Regions from separate parts of the Mus musculus genome. Here all the other regions are linked to region 2. The links are chromatin loops, found by intact Hi-C in ENCODE. Cell type or tissue: left cerebral cortex. All regions are shown on one strand. Region 1 has its middle 48 kb from the start of Plaat1. Region 2 overlaps Plaat1 (phospholipase A and acyltransferase 1). Region 3 has its middle 110 kb from the start of Mb21d2.

Region 1 (8,000 bases), 55 kb before region 2:
TCATTCTCCCTCTAGGGCAGAGCATTAATGCGACTATCATCCTCACCGGCTAAACAATGTTTAGCAAGTAAGAAATCATTTCTAGAAAGTGTTGATCGAACAAATAAATAATGATGCATTAATATATATTTTCTTCCTTTTTAGAAATTTATTCTTCTCTCATACAATACCTCCCTCCACTCCTCCCAGTCTTCCTCCTATCTCTTCTCTTCCCCAGATCCACTGTTCCTCTGTACCACTCCAGAAATGAACAGGCTCTCAGTGCTCTCAACCAAACATGGCAAAAGAAGATGCAAAAAGACTAGGCACAAATCCTCACATCAAGGCTAGACAAGGCAATCCAATAGGTGGAAAAGGGTCCCAAGAACAAGTATAAGAGTCAGAAACACCCCTTCTACAGCTCTTAGAGAAGTGTTACAAACACCCCAAGCTGAACAACTACAGCATATATGCAGAGGACCTAGCTCAGACTTATGCAGATGATTGCTGCTTCAGTCTCTGTGAGCCTCTATGAGCCTTGCTTACTTGATTCTGTGGGTTGATTTGTTCTTCCAGTGTCCTAGACCCCTCTGGCTCCTAAAACCTTTCCTCTCCTTGTTTTGTAGGGTTCCTTGAGTGCCATCTAATATTTGGGTGTGGGTCTCTGCATCTATTCCCATCAGCTGCTGGAGGACGCCTCTCTGATGTTGATTGGGCTGGGCATCTATGTATGCGTGTAGCAGAATATTCCTAGGAATCATTTCATTGACTTTTTATTTTGGTCAGTTTTGTTTGGTTCTACTCTAATCATCTGAGTCACCCAGCTTCTGGTTTCTAGACTCCAGGCATTATTTGGGCCTGGGCTCCCTCTCATGGCTTGGGCTTCAAGTTAGAACAGTTATTGGATGGCTACTCTCACAAACTCTGAGACACCATTTGTAGTGACAGTTTTGGAGTTTTGGTTTCTTTGTAAAACACAGAAATGTTATGAGCGTATGTTTTTATTTTGATCCCCGATGTGGGATTTGAGGCTACTTCAGACTGTTCACGGCAGCAGACTATGCTTTGCCTAGTGCTATGGCAGGGGCATGATTTTGCCAGCTGTAGATTCTATGATTGTGTGACAATTGTAATTCTGGAGACCTTAAGAGGGTATATAAATGTAACAACGCCTCTCACCAAGAGGCAGGGTGAGTTGTTCCTTGGATGTTGGTTGGTTGGTTGTTTTTTGGTTGTTCTTGATTGCTATTGGTTGTAGTTGATTGTATTTTGGTAAGCAAAGAAGAAACAACAAAAGGAAGAAATCTGATATCCTGATCGTGAACATCAAACTTGCCCCAAGGAGTTCAGTGCCCATAATCAGCAGGAAGTAATCTAACAATAACATTGCCCCGCTTCTGATCTCTGACTTTATACAGGCATCTCTTTCCTCTCCTTTCTATCCTCTTTTCTCTCCTATCTAGTACTAGGGGTTTGAAAGGATAGAAAGAGAATGAGAGAAAGAAGAACTCAGAAAGTAGCAAAGACTGGCTACAAACATTGCCCCAGGACATCTTGCCGGCAGAGAAGGTAGAGGTCAAAGGTTTTATGGCTCAATTGGTGTCCTGGTTCCACACTGGGATCCTTGGCAGGTTACTAAAGATGGCCAGTTCTGGCTCTGAATTTCTTAATTTAATATTACCTTGTAATTTAATAAACCCCAATTACCTCAGTTTTAGAAACTCATTTACACAGAGTTCCATGGCTTAGTAGATGAAATTTGGTAAGGAAGCTGGAAGGGAACTCTTCCTGCTCATTTACTAATGGCCTTGAGAAAAATATTTCACTTGTTGTGTAGCTCCTAGAATAGCAAACTGGAGGAGTTTTACTATTTACAGGTCATTTCATCTCTTTCCCAAGACAAAGTGATAAAATAGGATTTGTGTGGGTTAACATTATACTTTCATGTTCAAGGAAGAGCTGAAACCCACCTCTCTTGCCCTACCCTGTGCCACATGAGTCAGATCAGGACTGTGTCTGTAAGGAAAGCTAGGAAGAGGTACAGGGACCTGTGCCATGTTGTAGAAATGTCATCATCATCTAACAGCAGATGCTGAACTGCATGCCTAAATAAAACATCTCCCTAGTAACTCATCCAAGATTTCCTCATTTACAGAAAGCAGCACTACACCCCAGTATGGAATAGGGTGGCACAATAGCCAAATAAAATATCTGGTTCTTTATCCATAATTTTACTATTGACACATTTCTTTCAGATTTATAATTTTCTATTACTGCAAAGTACATAGTTAGTAAAAAATTACAACAAATCAGAAATGTAAAACCTGGAAAATCATGTCCCAAAGATGAAACAAAGCCACACTTTTATGATACTCAAGTTATGCTTTTATGTAGAAACAGTAGTATCTTTGAAAGGAGAAAGGGTCAAGTATTGTCACCTTTCAGGGACAGTGTGAACCTCTGTGGAGAAGATGCCAAGTGACTGCTTCTTAAGCTGTGAGATCACCCAGGTATTCCTCTATCTTTCCCTTTTCCCCAGATGTCAGAAACTGAGGTTCGTCAGCCTTTCCATAGTCTCTCTACTTGTCTATGGTTCCTCTTGTACCCACTCCCAGAGCCAACTATAGAAAAGTCTTAAAATTCCACTACATTTTCCATCTTCAAAGGCCTTGACACAGATTTTTGTCACTGCTCTAGTTGATAGGTGTCGCATCCCACTCGACCAGCAAGAAATATGCAACCACCACCAGTTCTTCTTTAAGCAGTTTACTCAGGCAGCTACTTTCAAATCCCCCAGCCTCTCTGGTTACAAGTGTTTTTCACTCCAGCCACAACCACGCCCCCCCCCCCCCCCAATCACCACAGGTCACATCACCTCACCAGGCAGGCTTGCTCAGCCAATCAAGGATTAAGGGGGAGCCATCCACCAAATATGGGCTTGTCTACTGCCTGGAGCAGATTTCCATCCTGCTGACCAGGAAGTCCAGAATGGCTCCCTACAGATAGGTTTGTTACTACATAGGGCAAGGGGATAAAGAAAAGGGGACAAAGGAATAACTGTCACAGAGAACCCACAAAACCTCTGGTTGCTGGGGACATATTTACTGCAACTTCTGGACAGCAATGGTGGAACAAACTTCCAAGTTCCTTCTTGCTACTGCCTACATTAACATCAGCTGAGGGTCAGTATTTTTTTTCCTATGAAGGCTGACACAGTGGGTAGGAGAGCAAAGGCAGAGATCAGCTTGGTTGTCAAAGCTTTGAACTTTGTCAGCTTTGTTTCTTCCCCTCTTTCCTCTCTGAACCATTTACTTCTGAAACTACTGGGTGGCATCAGCTGGACAAGGTAGGTCACAGCCTTGAGGCACCTAATGTTTTTAGGAAATGGAGGTAGTGTCTGAAGACTGGCCATCAAAAAGGTAGAAAGAATCAAAATATGTAATGACAAAAATAAAAAAAGGTTTGTGGAAAAAATGTCTGAAAAGAATCAATTGATATAACAGAATTATATGGAAAACCAACATGTGTTCATAGTTTCAGAACCCAGACCACAAATTCGTTTTACTAGAGAGAGAGAGTTGGAGAGATGGATCAGGGGTCAAGAGCTCTTGTCTTTCCAGAAGTTCTGGGCTTGGTTCCTAGCACCCAGACATCTGTAACTTCAGTTCCAGAAGATCTGAAGTCTTCTGGCTACCCAGCGTACCAGGCGCACGGTGCACAGACAGAAAGACAGAACACCCATACATATCAAATAATAAAATGATTTTTAAAGGAAAACTGTAACCCTACAATGTATAAGCACAGCAGATTTTAATCAAATGATCGATGTGGACATCAGAGGTAATGCATCAGATTGAAAATAGTGTGGCGTCAGCTCAGAGGCAGGTGAGAGGCTTATGGCATTGCCTCTGCAGGTTTTTTCTGCCAGAGAAGAGTACCTCAAGTCTAATTGAAAAACCAACAACACAGGAATCTAAACAGAGGCATATTCTACAAAATGACTACAGTGTAATCTTGAGAATAATTAAGGCCACGAGCGTGTTCCAAATGAAATGATAAAACAGCACACACCGTGTGGTTCTGAATGCTGTGCTTTCGCTCTGCAGGACACTGTTGTGACAATTAGTGACATTTCAGGGGACCACAAGAGTAAAATGTTAGCACGTTGCGAACAATCATTCCCTCCATTTTAATAGTTATAGTTATTAATTTTCTTTTCCTTGTTCTCTTTTGCAATATGACACATGGAATTACTTGTGGTTAAAAAGATGCCATTTCAGCGAGAGATTCTCAACGGTCCTGAATGCACATGGGTTTTATTCTGCACACAAAGTGCTACTGTGTGCTTGAGAATATGTCAAAGTTTTAAAACCACATTCTAGGCAATGATTTAAATAGTCTTCCAGTTAATTTTCTACTTTCAGGCAAAAAAAAAAAAAAATGCTCTACTTGACTCTCCCTTCCTTATGTTTCTCTTCTTAAGAGAGACTGTGTACTTGGGAGTATGGAAGGCAACTGGGTTATGTAATATCACGCCTCTGAAGAAGGCAGGGAGATTGCTAGTTCTCTTTGCTTCCCAGCACTGTCTGCCACAGTGCCACAGACCAAAGGCTGGCTTTGTCTGGTGCACAGTGCACCACTCACAGAAACCAGGTTTGCAAGAGAGAAAAGGTTTGTTTGCAAGTCAGCCAAGAGTGGAGGTGGGCGACCCAAATCTCAAATGCACAGCCCCAAAGATAGTTTGGTGATATTTATGGGGAAAGAAGCAAGGTGCCTGGGGGAGAGGGGTGAAGGAGTTAGTGTCCTGTGACAAATTCAGAAACTGTCAGAGGCGGTAAGATTCGAGGGTGAAGTTTGTAGCCATGGATGTTAAAAGTGAACTACTAAATAGTGGTCCAGGCCCAGGGCGAAAGTCTCAGGCTGTAACATAAAGCAGCCTTCAAGGGCCTATGAAATCACATAAGCACTGTTGGCAGCCCACTCATCTGAGGAGTTGTCAACTACTAAACTAGTGGAGTTAATAAAATTCTGCTCGGCCATGTCACCGCAAGGCCACACCCTCCCCTTTCCCACTGCTGCCACAAGGTCTCCAAGGCTTGGTTGCCAAGCCCTTAATTGGGCCTCAACTTCCTGCCCTGTGACAACAAATGTGTTCTCTCTCAAAGGTGGAAGACCACATGGCCCCACTCACCTGTTAGCATGGCCATTGTATGACTTTCTTGTTGCTGGAGATGGTTGTTTATTGGCCAAACTTAGAGTCATCTGCTTGAAGGACGGGCCTAGGCTGCCCAGGGGATGAAGTAAGGATTCCCGTTGTGCTCTCCGCAGTCATTGCACAACCTCCTTCTGCACGATACTGGATGTTGCCAAGGGTTGGATTTTCCAGTGCTTAAAATAATCAAAGTCAAAATCTTAAAAGTATTTTTCTGGGTAGTCTGACTAAAAGCCATAACTCACGTATGCTTATCGGTGCTACAGCTTAATTCAGTAAAGAAAAAAAAGAGAGACGGGAGAGATGGCTCAGTGGGTAAAATGTTTGCCCTGCACCTATGGACACCAGTTTGAATCTCTAGAACCCATGTGAAGAATAAGCTGGTGGTGGTTGAAGTATCTGGAGCCCCAGCGCTCCTGTGGAAAGAGGAAAGGCAGAGAAAGGAAAGTTCTGGAAGCTTAGAAGCCTGCAATGCTGACACATAAAGCCCTAAATACCAGAGACCCTGTCTCAACCAAGACAGGTGAGGAACCCCACTTGAGTCCACTCTCCGACCCACACATGCACCATCGTTCATGTACACATATGCTCACATGCAGAAATGTGCACATACATTATACATAATCAGACAGCATGTGTGGGACAGAAAACCATGCCAGAATGTTTGGTAGAGTCTCCAGGCTGAGACCTGGAGATGCAGTGGGCACATACCTGAAGCTTAGGCAACTCCCAGCTCCCTGACAGACTCCTGACCTGGAATACGTTCCATACTTCTCACATAAAGAAACCTATGGTCACATAGGTCCAAAGCAGAGCTCTCCATGCTATTGAGGTACCTAGAGGCCCAGACGACTTAGCCAATAAGCTTTCCTTCCTAGACATTCCTCCCGGCAGAAGGTATTTAATTTCAGGCCCACATTGATAAGTGGATATGGACATTTTTATATATCCATTTTCCACCATGAACAACCAATAAACTGTTTAGAACTATGGACTGTCTCCTTCATCAAGATCTGCCGGGGGTGGGGGGTGGGGGGCATGGAGAAGGCATTCTACAGATCCATAGCTTAATTTTTCCATAGAAGCCCATTCTGTGCTCCTAGCTGCAACCTGCCTCCACCAAGCTAAGGACACTGCTGGGAAAAGCTGGAAGCTGCACTTTCCCTCAGCTGCCATGGTAGACACTGTTCCCAGCCTGTGAGCCCCCATTCTGTTCTCTGCAATTCTGCGACTCCCGGTAACAACTTGATGTCCAAGACTCTGAAAACCAGATGACCCCAGCCTCGTCATAGGCCCAGGGACTCTCGAACCAGTTCAGCTTTCCCACATCTCAAACTGCACTTTCCTAATCCCAGAGCAGGGTCTCAGAGAGGCGCTGAAGCCTGACACCCACCCCTGCGACAGCATGGGATAAGCTCAATCAAACTCCCCTTGTTCTGACTCCCCAAGAGGCCATACCCAGCAGTGAGTGGACATGGATGGACAAGCATGCACACACACACACACGCACGCACGCACGCACGCACGCACGCACGCACACACACACACACAGAGGAAACAAAATTGGCCAATAGAAGAGACGAGCACAGTCTCTTCATTTTCTCTAAGGAACTTTGTGACTATAGCCAGTATTCTCTCTGAGCCCGAGCTGTATCCAATGTCAAGAGTAAAGCACAACAAAGTCTAAGTGAAGCTTATCTTTAAAAACTGTTTAGTAGGAGGGCTGAAGAGATGGCTCAGGGGTTAAAAACAGTGGCTGCTCTTCCAGAGGACCTGGTTCAATTGCCAGCACTCACATGACAGCTTACAACTTTCTGTAACTCCAGTTCCAGAAGACCTGGTACCCCATACCGATATATGCAGGCAAAACATCAATGCAAATAAAAATAGAAAATAAATCTTAAAAAATAATAACCACATAAATTTAATTTTAATAGATTCATCAGAATCTTCTATAAAATCGACCTTAGAGTATATACACAGGGCCATTTTCTCTGTAGATGACAAATAAAAGTAGATTCACCGGGCCTGGGGGGCGGGTGATGGCTCAATGAATTAAACAAAACAAAAGAAACTTTCAATGCAAGCCAGATGACCTGATTAAAGAGGAATTGACTTCCAAATGACATCCTCTGACACCTGCGTTGGCACCATAAATGTTCACATGCACACAATAATGATAATAAAAATATTTAAATATAGTCATAGCAATGACTAAAGCCCCAGGATAAACCTCGCTCTGTAATGGAATCTGCTGTACAGCCGAGTGTAAAAGTGCTCTTCTCATTGCCTATTTACTAGCTGACTACTCAAGAAAGGATGGCTTCAGATTATAAGTAATGAGGAGATCCTGGCCGCAGTGCATCTTAGGTCCAGAGGGCAGTGTAAGAATCTTTTCTTAAAAATGTATGTGTGTGCACGTGGGTGTGTGTGTGTGTGTGTTCATGTGCTTGTGAGCATGCATGCCTATATGTGTGCCACCTGTGTGAGTGCCTGCAGGGACCAGGATTTCCTGTAACTAGACTTAGAGGCTTACGTGCTGTACGTCACGCAACAGGTGCTAGGAACAGAACTCCGGTTCTTTGGAGGAACAGCAAACCCTCTTCACTGCTCAGAACATAAGGATCATAAAACAATATTAAAAAATTCCTTGGGGGGGGGGTTGTGCTCAGGTCTGCATTTCCAGTCTTTGAGAGGTAGAAGCAGAAAACATCGGGAGTTCAAGGTCAACAAGTTCAAGGTCAGCCTGGGATAGCTGAGACCCTGTTTCAACAAAACAAAATAAATTCCCCAAAGGGGAAATAAGATG
Region 2 (8,000 bases):
TTTTCTTCTATGACTTCTAGTGTGATATTCAGGTCCTTGGCCCGCTTTGCATTGAGTTTCAGATAAGTGTTTGGAGATGGATGTTCCTCAAGATCTGAGGGACATTCTCGGCAGTTATCTCATTGAATGGATTTCCCTGTGCCTTTAATATTAATCTTTTCTGTTATTCTGCCCCCCCCCCCACACACACACAGACACACACACACACACACACACACACAGACACAGACACACACACACACACACACACACACACACACACACACACACAGAGAGAGAGAGAGAGAGAGAGAGAGAGAGAGTCTTCAAATTCACATACTGTTTCTTCCACCAAGTCTAGCCAGTTGTTGAGGTTTTCAGGGGTGATAATCTAATGGATTCAGTGACCTCCTCATGTCCAAGATTTCAGCCTGAGACTCTCTGCTGAATTCTCATTTCTATCCTGCAGTGTCTGCCTAACTTCATTTAGCTGTTAATCTGTATTCGTAAGGATCTCATTGAGATTTTTTAATAACCATTTTTTAAGATATTTTTTAATCCATTTTAACTTCTTAGAAACCTGTTGCTAAAGAATTATTATGTTCTTTTAGGGAAATATCCTATTACCCCTTCTTCCTATTGCTTGTGCTTCTACTTTGAGATTTGTGCATTTGCTGGGTCAGTGTCTCTACCACTTTTAAGGGGTGCCCTTAGTAAGTCTCTTTCTTCTGAAGATGTGTCTTGGAGTGGGACGTTTGTCCTGTGATAGTGACTTTGATTCCAGGTGAGTTCTGCAGTATAGTTTTCCTATAACTTCCATGGCTATTGTTCATATGTTTGGCAGAGTCTCAGACCCGTACTCTCCATGTGCTGTGAGAGTGGAGATACTCTGGCAGTTCAGATGGGTGTGGTGTTTTACAGCAGAGGGCATGGGGTCCTCAGTGTAGGGTTACTCCTATCCGTTCCATGTTTCCATCCAACTATTCTGTTACTGGCAAGGACCTCTACTTGTGGTGGCTAGGACTGGGGCCTACTGTACCATTTATGGTGGCCAGGACTCTTGTAGTGGGACCCACTGCACTCCTATGGGGGTAATTTTGCCCAGTCCTAGTGACATTAAATTCAGAATGGACCGTGCGGCAGCCAGACAGCAGTAAGAATTCCAGTTTTTCTCTTTACTGCTTCAATGACTGTTCCTGCCAGCGAGTGGGTCCGGGGTCAGAGATGAGTACACTTCTCTCAGCAGGTTCTGTTTGACTGTGTATAGCTGAGGTAGGAGCTGGCCTCATGGAGTTACCCAGAGCCCTCCTAGAAAGCCCCCTGTATGTCTGATAATTATGGAGGCCTGCTCCATACCTTATTCATAACAGGCTCCTGAATACAGGTCTTGGGGAAAGGCCTGTGGGAACCATGTGTCAGTCCTGACACTGGCCCTAGTCCACATGTGGTTAACTATATTCTGGGTCTCATGGAGCAAGTGTGTTGGTCTCCTGGTATTCAGAGGCAATACTTCCAATCTCCTAGCACCAAACCCTTACAGAGCAGGACATCCTGCATATTAGGCACAGTTACCCTGTTGTGCCTTGGTTGGTTCAAAAGTCAGCTGTCTGCCGAGCTGATGCTAGGGTGTGTTTGTGTAATACAAGAGATTGGGTATGCAGGGATTTTTGATCTCAAGATGGGTGCTTGTCACCATACCCTGAACCTTCCCTGGGAAGGAACCCTTTTCTAAAGCCAGACTTTGCATAATTCTACTCTACTATGCAGAGTTTAGGTTACTAATCTAAATGGGCTGTGAGCTGACTATCCAGTAGCTAGGATTGTCACCATCCACATGGATGATGCTTGCTGGAACTCTCCCTTTCGGCTCACTCCTCCTAAAGGAAGACTGGTTCCTTTCTATTGTAGAGCTGGGGTGGCAGATGCTGGGGTATTTTGCTTCTCTAGCTATGGTCCCAGGTCTCTGAATTTTACTGGGCTACGGTCTCTGTTGGGAGGATCGCCAGTGCTTTCTCTTCTCCGTCGGCCTCTAACACAGCTCTGCGCAGATCACTCTGCTTGTTCTTTGTAGAAGAGAAGTGAATACCGGGCACTTCCTTTTATTCTATTTATTTTTAAAGATTTATTTTATGCTCATTTGTATTTTGTCTTTGTGATGGTGTTGGGCCCCTTGGTACTGGAGTTCCAGACAGTTGTAACTGCCATGGGGTACTGGGAATTGAACCCTGGTCCTCTGGAAGAGGACTCTTAACCGCTGATGCAACTCTGTGCAGCCCCCTTAGTTTTTTAAAATAAAAAAAAAAACTCTTACTTTTAGAAAGAGTTACTAATTTACTTGTTAAAAAAAGTGTGCCTCTGTGCATGTACCCATGTGAGTTTGTGTGCCTGTAGAGACCAAAGAGGCAAAGATGCTCTGGAACTGGACTTCCAGAGAGCTGCCTGATGTATGTTCAGAGAACCAAACCCAGGTCCTTTGCAAGAGCATTAAGTGCTCTTCACCACCGAGCTATTGCACCCTCCTTGTGTGTGTTGAGCACATCTATTCAGCTATCTTGAACATTGAGAGAGTGCTGGTACTTGTTGCCATTCTCCCACTGAAGGTCGGCTGAATTATTTGAAACTATTAGGAATAAAGTCATATTTTTGAGAGTAAATATAAGTACTCTGCCAACTCAATACTAAGGCTTTTTTCCCTATTTTACCCATATTCATGTGTGTTTGTGTGTGTACATGTATGTGTGTGTTTCTTTGTGTGTATGTATGTATATGTGTGAAGGCATTGTGTATGTATGTGTGTGTATGTATGTGTGTATCTCTGTCTGTCTGTCTCTGTCTCTGTCTGTCTGTCTGTCTCTCTCTCTCTCCCTCCCTCTCATGTCTACTAGTGATATTTGGATATTTTCCCACTGGAGATACTAAATTACTCTAGCTCCAATTGCTGAAAATCTGTTGTGAGATGACATATGACTCTTATTTGCTGAAATTATTTTTGGAGCTCACTTTTCTTTATCCTAAGAAACAAGGGCTTTGCACTAGGACTTGATGGCTGTTATTTAAGCTATACTTCTAGATGCTCTGGGATTCCAGAAGCCACAGTTAGGAAAGGGTTAGCCCTTTTGGAGCAATTTGCTAGGATACATAAAAGGTCAGCGTGAGAAGCCACACTTCCCCTTACATGTTAACATGGAGGTCTCGCTTAGGCTCTGGGAGTTATTGTCCAGGCATGCTTATCATCCTACCATTTGTTAAAATAAACCATACTAGGCTTTATGTGGCTAATTCACCTACACTTTGTGGGTCATGTTTCAGACTACATGCCAGAGACTGAAGTGTGTTACTTATTGAATCTTTACAGTGAGACCACCCATTCCATAAAGTCATACATCTTGTCTCAAAGGCACAGCAGGGACCAAATCACACATACAACATGGTCCAATCTAAAGATTTATAGAAAACAATACTATCTTATTATCCACTTGAATAGTTTTTTTCAAGGTATTCAGAGATTATTTTTCAAGATATTCATAACAGCTTGTAATTTACAAGAAATGCTTTCAATAGCTTTCTGAGATAAACAACTCAACCTACATTATTATGCCTGTCTTAACTGTTGTTGCTTGGTTTTCTGTTAGTGAACAAAATGTGAACATCCATATAAAGGAAGACTCTAACATATTTAGGAAGATGGGTAGACTTAATGTGTTTATATAATTGGTTTGTAGTTATTTTTCAACAGATGGACAGCTTACATTTGGCTGCGTTTCTGTGACAGTGTGATGAATGAAGATTTTTGACAGACAGCATGCAAATATTCAGGGAAACACCCTTCCAGTATTAATACTTGGTTTTTAAGAAAGACTTCTATAGTACCAAGAAAGTAAGGAAAACTGTATCCCCATGTCTTTAGCCTATGCTATTATGTGAGTGAGTCGGAAGTTTCTAGCATTTGTATTTCAATGATGGGGAGTCTATAGAGTTGCAAGACAGCACGATGGTAAGGAACATCATTGTCAACTAGAGACTCAGCATGTGTACAGTCCTTATTCTTCCTCTGATTGAGGAGATGCATGTGACTCCCTCTTGCTGACTTACTCTATTTCTGTGACTACACAGAAAGTGCAACCTCTGCAAGACCAGCTGTCAGAAGCATATGTGCTTTCTAAAGGGTGTTGATTGAGAAGGAGAAAAATGTTGCCACCTTGGAAATTCCAGGTCACATTCACCAATGCAGTGAGCTTCCCCATCTTGCACCTTGTCTGCTTCACTGTTTCTGGAATCACAGTAAGGGATGGGGTGGGGCTGGTTGTCATGGTTACGGGGACAAAAGACATCAGAGATGTAGCAGGTGGAAGCCAGAGTCTTAAACATGCTGCAGTACAGAGCGCATTCTGAACTTGGAAGAAATGTTCCAGAGCCCGCATTGCACCTGAATGTCTGGCTTGATATCCATCTGGCTTGTAGCCTGTCTTTCCTTAAAATAAAGTGGCAGAGTGAGTTTTATGGTACAAGATATTTTTTACATGTTTTACTGTTCACAGTGTTCAGCATCCACCCACACTTATGTTTCTTGGTTGTACTGCACATCACACAGTCTCAAAGAATTCTGATCTTAGACTCTGGATCCCTGACTACTTCCCACTATGGAAGCAAGTGTGGGCTGATACTTTTTGTTATTTTGTTTTAGAACATTTGCATAGTAAGATAATCATACATTTGCTTTCCCTGTATTTCTCCTCCCTGTTCTAAACAAGGAATATTTTGAAACTTAATTATTACTGAAAATTTGTACAGAAGGAAGTTCTACAAACAAATTCTAGATTTAAAGAACAGGCTTTGTAAGCACCATTGTAAAGAAATTTGCAGGAGCTTCCCCTCCTACCCTTACTGCTAACACACACACACACATACATACACACACACACACACAGAGAGAGAGAGAGCACTGTGAGTCTGAGTTGTTACCAGAGGTCATCTCGGTAATTTCTTTGTCCCTCTGATAATGTGGAACCAACCCTTGCTCAGCTTCTCATCCTGTGAATTGGAACAGCAAGCTCATCTTTATGCCTGTCCTTACAGATGGCGGTAAATGATTGCTTCAGTCTGACCTATCCTCACAACCCACACCCAGGAGACTTGATTGAAGTGTTCCGTCCTTGCTATCAGCACTGGGCACTGTACTTGGGTGATGGCTACGTGATCAACATTGCACCTATAGGTAAGATTTGTTTCCAGGGGCCCCCTGGGAGATTTTAACTTGTTTTGTATTTAGTAGCAATCACAGATAAGATCATAAAGTAGATAAAATACAGAAACTAAATCCTACTAATTTAGAAAATGATATTCAAAGACCAAAGCGTCATTTAAAAGATTCCACAGACATTAAAATTAAAATCTCTAAAAAATTCCTAATGATGACTTGAGGGAGGCATTGGCCCCAAACATGACTAGACTCTGTGTCCTTATGTCTCACACATGTGGGTGATTTTACTTAATTCAGCAGCTACTCGTAGGTTGTGTAGTATGTGATGAATGCCTCTCTGGGTGTTGCGGCTGCCCAGCTATATAGATATCTACACAATGGTACTTATACTTTCACAGACAGTGGGAGAAAAGAAGAACAAATTATTAGACGTGCTAGGAAGGATGTAGAAAATCCAACTGAGGAAGGTGGCTGGTGAAGCCCTGGATCTAGGAAGAAAGGAGTGGGCAAAGGGGTTGAGGGGTGTGTTACAGTTAGGAGAGTTCTGCAAGGAAGCAGCATCAGAAGATGAGAGAAAACTAGTTCCATTGTCCCTGGGAAACTCGTGCCTCAGAGGAGAGGCAGCAAAAGCTAAGAACACAAGCCTCGAAGTGGGAAGCTAAAAACAGTTGACAAAAGAAGAGAACAGATATTTCAACTTTATATCCACCGTTATAGATTGAGACACGGACTGATCTCTCACCCATCTCTTTAGCAAAGGATAGAATGATAGTGTGCAGTGTGGGCAGAGACAGGGGAACTGGGTACAAGGATATGGTTGGTGGAAATAGAAACTGATAATGCCATTCACAAAACCACTTTCACAGTATGTGTTAAGTGTTTTCAAAGATTTCTTATACTCTGCATCTAATTTTACTTCCAGGAGTCTGGGGAAACATTTAAAAATGTAGACAAATTTCATGTCTAATGAAATTTAAGAAAACGAGACAATGGCTTAATTTTCAACAGGGGGCTGGTTAAGCACTTTATGACTTAGCAAGTAGGTATGAGGTATCTGTGTCTGTTAGAATCCTTGAGTTGTATATCACAGAAATAAAGCTAACACTAGCTTAAGCAAACAATCAAAAAGACAGGTCCATGACTTACATCAGAAAGGCTTGAGCTGGCCTTGGACAGCCTCAGGGTTAGGAATGTCATCACATCAGGACCTTCAGACTCACATGTGTCTTCCTTCTCCTGCCTGTTGCTGTCATTCTTTGACTGTGGAAAGAAACAGAGACAGCTCACAAGCTGAGGCACCATTCTTACAGTTCAGTGACTCAACAGGAAAGAGCTAATCTGCTCTCTCTGTGTTGGAGTTTAGAAATCATGGAGAATGACTCTAAATTGGCCCGTTGTGAGCCACAACTCCATTTCTGAAGAATAAGATGTAATACAGTGATTGGCTCTGGCAGGCAGTTTGAGGAAGAAATAGGCAATGGTGGAACTATAATAAGATAAAGCAACTATAATAGCAATTTTAAAAGCACACTTTTAGACATGTTTAACTATTTGGGAGATGGTCTTAATGTAATATTTTAAAATGTCTAAAGTGCAATATGTGACATAAAACTTCACTTAAAAGAAGTGTGACATATATCAATGTATACAACATCTGTTCCTGTGTACTTCCAGTGTCTATAATATAAACTGATGAATGTTGCTGCTCTGTTGAAGAGACTGAGATAGAAGAGGAATGGAAAACGATTTTGATTTAAGTCAAAACTGAAAGAGAAACTTACATGGCAGTTTATGTAGAGTTCCTTCCTCCTAGGAGTTACAGGAATATGATATGCATAGAAGGTAGGCACATGTGGAGAGAGAGCAGGTCCCAGAATATGCCAAGCCACAAGGAGTCATGGTACTGGCATCATGGGCCCAGATACAAAGGGTCCTGGCCATCTAGGCTGTGATTATCAGTAGAGGTATCTCAGGCGAAGAGACTGAAGGATTCTTCAGGCAGGGAAAACATAGAATGGGGCACTATCTGTGTTCTGCCTACTGAAGTTAGCTTCAGGTTTGTGACATTAGTTTGCTGGCCAGAGGAAATGACAGAAAGAAGACAGGATCTTCCAGCAGGAAATGTGGGCTTCCGTTAAAGCCCAGGGAAGAGCAAGTGTATGAAGAAGGAAGAAGTACAGAGAGGTGGTAGAATCAGAACACAGCACTCCTAACCCCTAAGATATCCATTTGGAAGAGTTCAGATGCTAAGAAGGAACAGGCACAATAGAATAATTGGTCAATAATCTTAATCCTACTTTGTTAGAAATGTATGCAAAAAAAAATCTCTCATAATACCAATCATTAAAGGCCTTACTTCCCAAGAACAGGCAGAGAATTCCATGCAACTTGTATTTTTTCTCATATGTAATTGAGAACACAGTGTGTGGTTGAGATCAAGCACTTTTAGTTTACTGCCTAAGGAGAAGAGAGTAATTGAAGTTCCCCCAGCATCTCTAGCATTCATTCCTAGATGGCATTGGTACTCTGTGGACCAGATCGCTAAGCCCCACCAACCAACGTTCTCATTACAGATGGCATTCGCTCATCATTTACAAGTGCTAAGTCCGTGTTCAGCACAAAGGCCTTGGTGAAAATGCAGCTTTTGAAGGATGTTGTGGGAAATGACACATACAGAATAAATAACAAGTACGACACAACATACCCTCCTCTTCCTGTGGAGGAGGTGATACAACGGTCAGAGTTCGCTATTGGGCAGGAAGTAGCCTATGACTTGCTGGTCAACAACTGTGAGCATTTTGTAACCTTGCTGCGCTATGGA
Region 3 (8,000 bases), 180 kb before region 2:
CACTTTGGCTAGCTTCTTTCTACTGAAAATCTGCCTGGAAGAAGCACTGTCCCTGTCATATTTGTGTAAATCTGGGTAAGGCTGTCCCTAGACTTCTATATTCTCATCTGTAAAGCAATATATGTAGCCAAAAAAGAGAAAAGGTCCTCTAGAACAAAGGGTAAATCCCTGACATACTATCATTCTTCACTCTTGTACCTATAGCAAATATAATTAATTGCTTATAGCGTTTCCTCCCAACCCTCATGCAGCCTTAGAATTCTACGCAGTAATTGACCAGAATTAGCAGTGTGAGACCTATTTGCTCTGCCTGCAGTTTAGTGATGCCTGTGGACCTTTGTGTCGGGTCTCAGTAGTTAGTGGCTTGGCTCATGTAGTGCCTCTGGCACAGCGTGGCATAATCAGCATCAGCAGGACAGTGCAGCCGCAGTGACACCAAGATATTTGAGGGGAGGAAATCACAGGTTTCAGAGACAACACATGTGGATTCATCAAAACTAAAGGCCACATGCTACCCAGGAGGAAACCTGCAGATAAATGCATTAGATGAGTGGGTTTTACCTTTTAGTTTTCTATAAATGCATTATTGAGCACTTCTGTTGTCAAATAGTGAAGAACTGAGGTTAGACCTCCTTAAACCAGAGTTTAATTTTCTGGTTACATTATAAAAAGGAAGGTAGGACAAGGGTGGGTGGCCATGGCAACGATCGATGACTCCAGAGAAGGACTCCTCTTTAATACAGCTGTTTGCCCCTGTGCTGTGTCAGCTCTTTCATCCATTAATTAATGTGTCAGCTCCTTAACGTGGCTGTGTCCCTGTTGCACATTCCATAGGATCGTCTACAGGCTTTTGCCATACAGGCCTTCCAGTGGTACTGTTCCCATCATGTTACTCTGCTGTCAAACCTTCAGTGTCTCCGTGGTGGGCAAAGATCCATCAGATTGTGATGTTTAGAATGCAATTCCTCAGTAGCTCCAAGCTCTTATAGAGTCCGAGTAAGAAACTAGTGGCTTTCATTCTTGCTTAGAACGTTTTCCAGGACCGAGTGGTGGTGGCACATGCCTTTAAAATCAGAAACGACGTTAGAAGTTGAAATGCATGTGTGCTGGAGAGTGAAGCAGAGGCGGAGGCAGAGGCGGAGGCGAGTGGATCTCTGAGTTCAAGGCCAGCCTGGGCTACAGAGCTAGTTCCAGGGCATCTAGGGCTGTACAGAGAATGGGTTTCTCCCCCCCCCCCTTTTTTAAACCAAACTTTCTTCCCTTTCCTTCTTCCATGTCCTATATTCATTCATCTGCTTCATATTCTTCTTTTGACTCTAATTGCACCTCCAGCTTGCTAGGGACCATCTTGCTCACTCCTAGGCTGTGATCATGTGCACTTTACAGAGGTTCACTGGCAGAGACTGCTGCCTCTGCCTCTGTCATTCTGTGTGACGTTGTCCCAGGGAAGGTTTCCTAGAATTAGAAGCTGAGACCAGCATGTGTGTGAGTTATTCAAGTGCTCCCAGAAGAACACTGGATGGAGTGGAGAGAAACAGGACGAGGGCAAGGAAGAAGGAAGCCAAGGCGTTCTGGGGAGATATCAACTTCAGCCTGATTCCACAGGATATTTGGAAGTATAAAATAACTATTAAATTGCTCCCCCTTGAGGCGGAGTCACCAGGACTTCATAAGGCTTAATCAGTCTGTCACTGGACAAAGACTATCCCCAGAAGGACGTAAACTCTGCATCTGCAGCCATCTCCACAGGGAAACAAAGTTAGTCTGAAAAGAGTTACAGATACACAAACATTTAAAGCAGCGGGGAATGGTTCTCAACCTTCCTAATGTTTAATCCTTTAACACAGTTCTTCATGTTGTCGTGACCTCCCAACCCCAACCATAAAACCATTTGGTTGCAACTTACCACAGTAATTTTGGTACTGTTATGAATTGTAAAGGGGTCACCACCTACAGTGTGAGAGCCACAGATTGAAAGTCAAAAGTCCTGCTAGAGTCAAGGAAGAAATATGATGGAATTGTGAAAGAAATGGGAGAGGATCTTGCCAGATCACATCAGCATCTACTGAAGAAGTTCAGGCTCTATAACCTAAGGGGCTTTGCTTAGTTTTCCATTATCACACCGCATCACAAGTGTCATGCACACAGGAGCCTCACCATGGCATACCTACAGCGAACAGTGTACACAGGCTTCCAAACCTAGGGGCCTATGCCAGCAAGTATTTCTGTAGAGCATTTGTCAGATGCTGTGACTCAAGGTTGGCATCCTCCATCTATCCCTCAGGCTCTGATCTCTAAGAGAGCATCACCTGTTGCCCCACTCCCATCTCACGGTACTTCATTAATAGAGCAGTTGGAGAGCAGAGCAAGCTGGCTTTTCCCCTCCTTCCCAGCCCGCCTAGCTCTAATGGATCAGCACTGCCTGCCATGTGACCACAGGAAAACCACAGTCCTGTTGGCTAGAACGACACAAAGATAATGAGACAATAACCTCCTCTCTCTGAGATGCTTCCCTCGGGAGGGAAGGCACACGGGCAGGGAGACCTGGTGAGGCGGGATTGCAGTGGGCCCGGGAAAGCAGAGCATCGGAGGCAAGTCTGTGGGGGCTGCTGTGGCTCTGGCGGTTTATGCGCGCCACCTTTGTGCGCCTCACTTATGGACTCGGTGGGTGCCACATCTGATTAATTTAAAAAGCGGCACCTTCCCTCCTCTCTCATTATAGAGAACTCCACTGGGCCTTGTCTTGACAGGTTAGGCGCAAAATGACAGATGGGGCTGAAGGAATGGTCCCCTCCCCCCAACCTAGTCAGAGTTCCCTCACTGACCTCTCTCCCAAGCTTGGAGGACAAGTCCTTGTGGCTAGGCTGCTGCACAGGGCACCACCTGCTTGGAACCTTGATAGCAATTAAGAAAATTCTCTGTTGCATCTGCATTTCGACTTTAACATTGACTCTGAATTTGTTATTCCCTGTTTGAAGGTTTTGTAAGAATATGCTGTTTATTCCACTGTAACAAGCTAGTCACATTAAAAACAAAACTATGATTATAGAACTGGATAAAGAACATGGCTCCACTTATGGAGAAAAATGTTTAACTACCCACCAACAGTATATGCATTAAAAATCTGAACGTATTCTAACAATCTGCATGAACTGGTTGCCCCCATCCCCCGCAGGGGGGAGATGAGATCACATGGGAGGAATCTTTATTCTCTGCTCGGTTTGGATGCTTACTCTAAATGAGATGGAAATACAATGGCATTTCCATTAGAAAAAGAATTTATTGTTAAATTGACTTCACAAGAAATTATACCTTTAACCATTGTGCTTAAAACAGCTATTTGTTTCATTTGAGTCTTTCTCCATCTAACCACGATGAGAATTACAGTGTGTATGTAATAATTCTTAGCTTAGAGTTTCACTTAATGCTACTTCATTTGTACTTGCCCGAGAATATAATTGGCATAGTTTTATTAGCGGATGCTTAATTGTACATGGATTCAATGTCTATTTATATAGAACAGCGTTCTTTGGAAATCACATGCTAACTCTTTGCCTGTAGAGTTTACCAGAGCTGAAGACAAGGGGGTGACCAATGGCTGACAAGTTCACCGGCAAGCCTTACACATACTCCACTCCCTTTACTTTATAGGAGACAAGGTCAGAGAAATAATACAGCCTGTTAAAGACACATGGTTCCTACCCGTCCTTGAATGGTGGTGGTTTGAGAACTCTCCTAGAGTGTGTGGCTGCATGTGGGTGTCCGTGCTTGCTTGCTGGCATTGAGCTTCATTTTCACATTTCTATATCAGGTAGAATGAGGCCTGTGCTCGGAGCTATTCTCTGTTCTTCCCAGCTGGAAGTCAGCTCCTTACCACAGAAAACCCATCTGTACTTCCTTTGTAATGTGACTTCTTTTCATTTATATAATCTTCAGCCCTAGATCCTAAGTTCCTTGGGGAAAAGGATCTATGTCTTACTTCATATTCCCTTCCTTCGTCCTTCCCTCCTTCCCTCCTTCCTTCCCTTCCTCCCTTGCTTCTGTTTCTTCCCTTTGGAGACAAGATCTCACTCTGTAGCCTGGGCTTTAAACTCACAGAGCCTCTGCCTCATGAGTGCTAGGGTTAAGCGTGTGCACAACCACACCCAGGTAACACAGCACTTTCTAAAACAGTGGTTCTTCACCTTCATGATGTTGCAACCCTTTGTGGTGACCTACAACCATAAAATTGTTTTTGTTGTTACTTCATAACTGTAATTTTGCTACTGTTATGAATTGTAATGTAAATATGTGTATTTTCTGATGGTTTTAGGTAACTCTTGTGAAAGGATCATTTAACCCCCCCAAAAAAGGACTAAAGACCCACAAGTTGAGAACAGCTGTTCTAAACAGCTTAATAATATTAATAGGTGTTAGGGATAGAGAGATGGCTCAGTGATTAAGAGCACTGACTACTCTTCCAGAGAACCTGGGTTCAATTCCCAGTACCTACATGCATTTCACAGGTATCTGACTCCAAGTCCAGATCTGTTATCTAATTCTGGCTTTTGTAAGCACCACTTACGCACGTGGTTCATGGAAATACACAAGTCAAAACCCTCATAGACATAAAATGAATAAACTTAAAAAATTAAAAGTAAAGTAGTTGTAGAAAAATATATAGCTTTCTCTACTCAAGGGACTCATAAAGTTTTTCATTTTAATTTGTATTAGTATTTTATGTTGTATCTTCATTAAGATATTTCATTAACATAATAATTTTGCATACTTAAGAGGTAGAGTATGATAATTCTCTCTCTCTCTCTCTCTCTCTCTCTATATATATATATATATATATATATATATATAATGTGTAATGATTGAATCAGGCAGTTAGCATTTTTTCTCCTTTATCATTTATTTGTTAGAGACTTTGAGTTCCTCTCTTGTAGCTCTTTTTAAAAGAAGTCCTAAATTGCTGTGAACTGTGCTCACCCTATCCATCCTATCTAGTGCTGTAGAATATGAGCACCTGTACTCTTATGTAATTATATTCTGATACATGTTATACAACCAGTTTGCGTTGGCTTATTCGTCTCCTTCCTATATTAAAGATGGCCACTATCCTATCCTTTACTTCATACATATGGCATGTGTTTGTGTGTGTATGTGTGTGTGTATGTATGTGTGTGTGTGTCTGCACACATATGGCATGTGTTTGTGTGTGTATGTGTGTGTGTATGTATGTGTGTGTGTGTCTGCATGCATATGCATGTATGTGTATGTATGTGCGTGTGTCTGTGTGTGTCTCTCTGTGTACATGTATATGTATGTGTGTGTGAATGTGTGCATGTATGTATGTGTATGTGTGTGCATATAAAGACAATGGTCAGCCTCAGGTATCATTCTTCTGAAGATACCTTGATTCTGAGACAGGGTCTCTCATTGGCTAAATTTGTGGGTTAGGTTAGAGCACTCCAGGGATCAGTCTGTCTCTGTTCCCACCTCCCCTACTGCTAGGAATTCAAATACATTCAACCATGCCTGGCTTTTTAGCATAGGTTTTGTTGGTGGAACGCAGGTCTCTCTCATAGTACAGCAAGGGATTTGACAACTGAGCTTTCACCCCAGCCCTGCATGACACCAACTTTTTCAGTTTCCACATATGAGTGAGAACGTGAGGTAATTGTTTTTGTGCTTAGTTTATTTCATGTAACATACTATCCTATACAATTCTATTCTTATTTATAGCTAGAGAATAATCCTTAATGCATAAGCAGAAAAACCTCTTGATGCAGCCATCCCTTTATGGACCCGTACCTGATTCTGTCTGTTGGCTATATGACTAGTGCTATGATAATCAAGGTGTCCATATTAGTGTCTTTTTGACATACTGACTGCATCACCATGGGGGGCACTCAGTAGCAGTTTAGGTTGACTGCATGATAGTTCCATTTCTACATGTTTAAGGAAGTTAAAACAATGTATAAAACAGTCCCCAGAGCACTAAAATTCTAAGCTGGGATAGGTGCAAGAGGATAGGAGAAAGGAATGCTAAGTTAATCAAAATTAAGAATATATGAAGAAGCCATTGGAAACCCGCTATTTTATAAGCTAATCAAAAATGTAATAAAAAAAGGAGGAAGAACAGAGGTATCCTGTATGGGTGAACAGTGTCTGCTTCTAGGAGATGTGGGTTAATAACCCACATTTAATAAATGAAACTCTCTGTGTTGTGCACTGGATGCCTCCTCATGAGTTATGAATTTAGACAGGCCCGGGGGCACTCAAAACAACAACTGGTACTGCCATCATCCTTGGTTGCCAACCAAACTAGATGGTAAATCCCTATTCTTAAAGACACCATAAAGTTTGGTTGCTGCATGCAGATAGGTCACTGCCAACCTGATGAGAAAACCCTCTACTTCTAGTTAGCTTCCATAGTGCTGAAAGGTGCTATATCGGCTACGGTGGGGAAAAGACGTCAATGGTCTTACCCAGTGCTAGACCCTATGTGATGTGATACGATCTTCCAGGCAAGATATGACCTTTGGTATAGTAGTGATATAATGGTTATGGGGGTAACCTACTGCTTTCTGATTGGGTTTGAGGCTAATTCAACTGGAGGGATTCCATGCCTGTTATTATAAACACACGACCTATGTACAATGTGTGTGTGTGTGTGTGTGCATGTGCACTAGATTGCAGGAGTATGTATGTATGTATGTATGTATGTTCCCATGTATGAGGAAATTATAGGCTATAGAGAGGAAAACTGTTGTTTTGCTAGACAGTCATATTGCCCAGTTGCCTTCTATTATGTTTGAGACAATAGATCTATGATGTTTTCAACTCTGGTTAGAGAAGCGTTGCTTCTTTTTCTTTTGCACTCGGTAGTGGTTAATGCAGAGATTCACAAGTAGACCGCATGCTGAGCATAAGTGACTCAGAGTATTCATTCATAGTCTGGTTATCTGATCAACCTTTCCCCACCCAAGTCTCAGGGACAATTGCAGCAGAGGGGGGACGTAATTTAAAAGCTGAGGGACGTAATTTAAAAGGAGAGACATACAACGTTGTCTTTTGTGTATGCCATGGCCATTGCTCATATGAACCTTACTGAAGCTTAGTTACCCGTATAGGAGCTGCAGACGATCCACCCAGACAAAATTCCATCATGGGTCAGGGAGGCACTCCCAGTGTCCTCCACGTGTGAGAAGCTACTATCAGAGCAAGTCACAGTCTGGGTGACATGGTTTTTTGATAAAGAGCTTTAGGCTCAAATGTTCAAAGCTGAACTAAGAAGAAGAAAAGATGCAAGTGGCCCCGACCGTTTCCCCTGCTGCTACTTGTCCTGATCATTGACCGTTCACCCTGTGCTAGACATTAACATCTTATTGTTGACCACAGACACTGTAATCACAATAGAACCAAGAGCAAGAGAACTAGATTGGCCACTTGACAGCAGGATCTATATAATTCTTTCTTTACTTGTTCCATCCCCTAAAACACCCCCCCCCCCCCACACACACACAGAGGCTGATACACACTGTCATGGACAGAAACAAAGTAATTATTCTTTGGTCTAAATTTTGGAAGACTTTTATAAAGAAGTTGAGTTGGACAGCAGCCTTTTTCTTTTTTTAAGTCTGAAGAGACAGACAGCCTGCTTAATGATAAACGAGCAAGCTCCTTCTCACTCCAGTGTGAGAGAAGTGTACATTTAATTCTAAAAATATAGACCAAATTGCCAATGTGAAAATGAATTCCCCGGAGGAATGGAGAGAAAGATGCCGATGCTTTCTGAAGTGCTGGTGTATGTGGATTTGTGAGGCTGATGGAATGCTGGTGTTTACATTAAGAGCAGAATGTGATTGTAGCTGAAACAAATGCTTACCCCTGCAATACAGAAAGGAAGGCATGTGCATCGAAATGCTTTGTATGGGAGCATACAGATGCACAACAATTATTGTCATTGTGAGAAATTAGCTGCGTGATTACGAAACATCAACTTCCAACAT

The links. A loop is a pair of places that touch in the nucleus more often than their neighbours do. Peaks named below come from ENCODE experiments on the same cell type or tissue, not always from the same donor. Only the 100,000 strongest peaks of a DNase experiment are listed, where the experiment ranks them.
Region 1: a loop joins it to region 2, with 8 times the contacts of the local background. A loop is called at or near these places in 4 of 42 quality-filtered maps.
Region 3: a loop joins it to region 2, with 2.7 times the contacts of the local background. A loop is called at or near these places in 2 of 42 quality-filtered maps.

Annotation. Positions count from the first base shown.
Region 1 is chr16:29,157,844-29,165,843 of GRCm38, forward strand. No RefSeq gene overlaps it. Among named protein-coding and RNA genes, the nearest start is that of Plaat1, 48 kb to the right of the region's middle. In left cerebral cortex, no CTCF peak of the experiment used is centred here; DNase peaks (open chromatin) are centred at 1,997, 4,594 and 5,277; H3K27ac peaks cover 1,391 bases.
Region 2 is chr16:29,212,557-29,220,556 of GRCm38, forward strand. Plaat1 (phospholipase A and acyltransferase 1) reads left to right here. Exons shown (of 4, transcript NM_001357092.1): 2 at 5,056-5,194; 3 at 7,753-8,000. The coding sequence starts at 5,056. Among named protein-coding and RNA genes, the nearest start is that of Plaat1, 6.4 kb to the left of the region's middle. In left cerebral cortex, no CTCF peak of the experiment used is centred here; DNase peaks (open chromatin) are centred at 4,377, 4,996, 5,750 and 6,488; H3K27ac peaks cover 723 bases.
Region 3 is chr16:29,031,922-29,039,921 of GRCm38, forward strand. No RefSeq gene overlaps it. Among named protein-coding and RNA genes, the nearest start is that of Mb21d2, 110 kb to the left of the region's middle. In left cerebral cortex, a CTCF peak has its summit at 1,639 (motif pointing left); a DNase peak (open chromatin) is centred at 3,792; H3K27ac peaks cover 524 bases.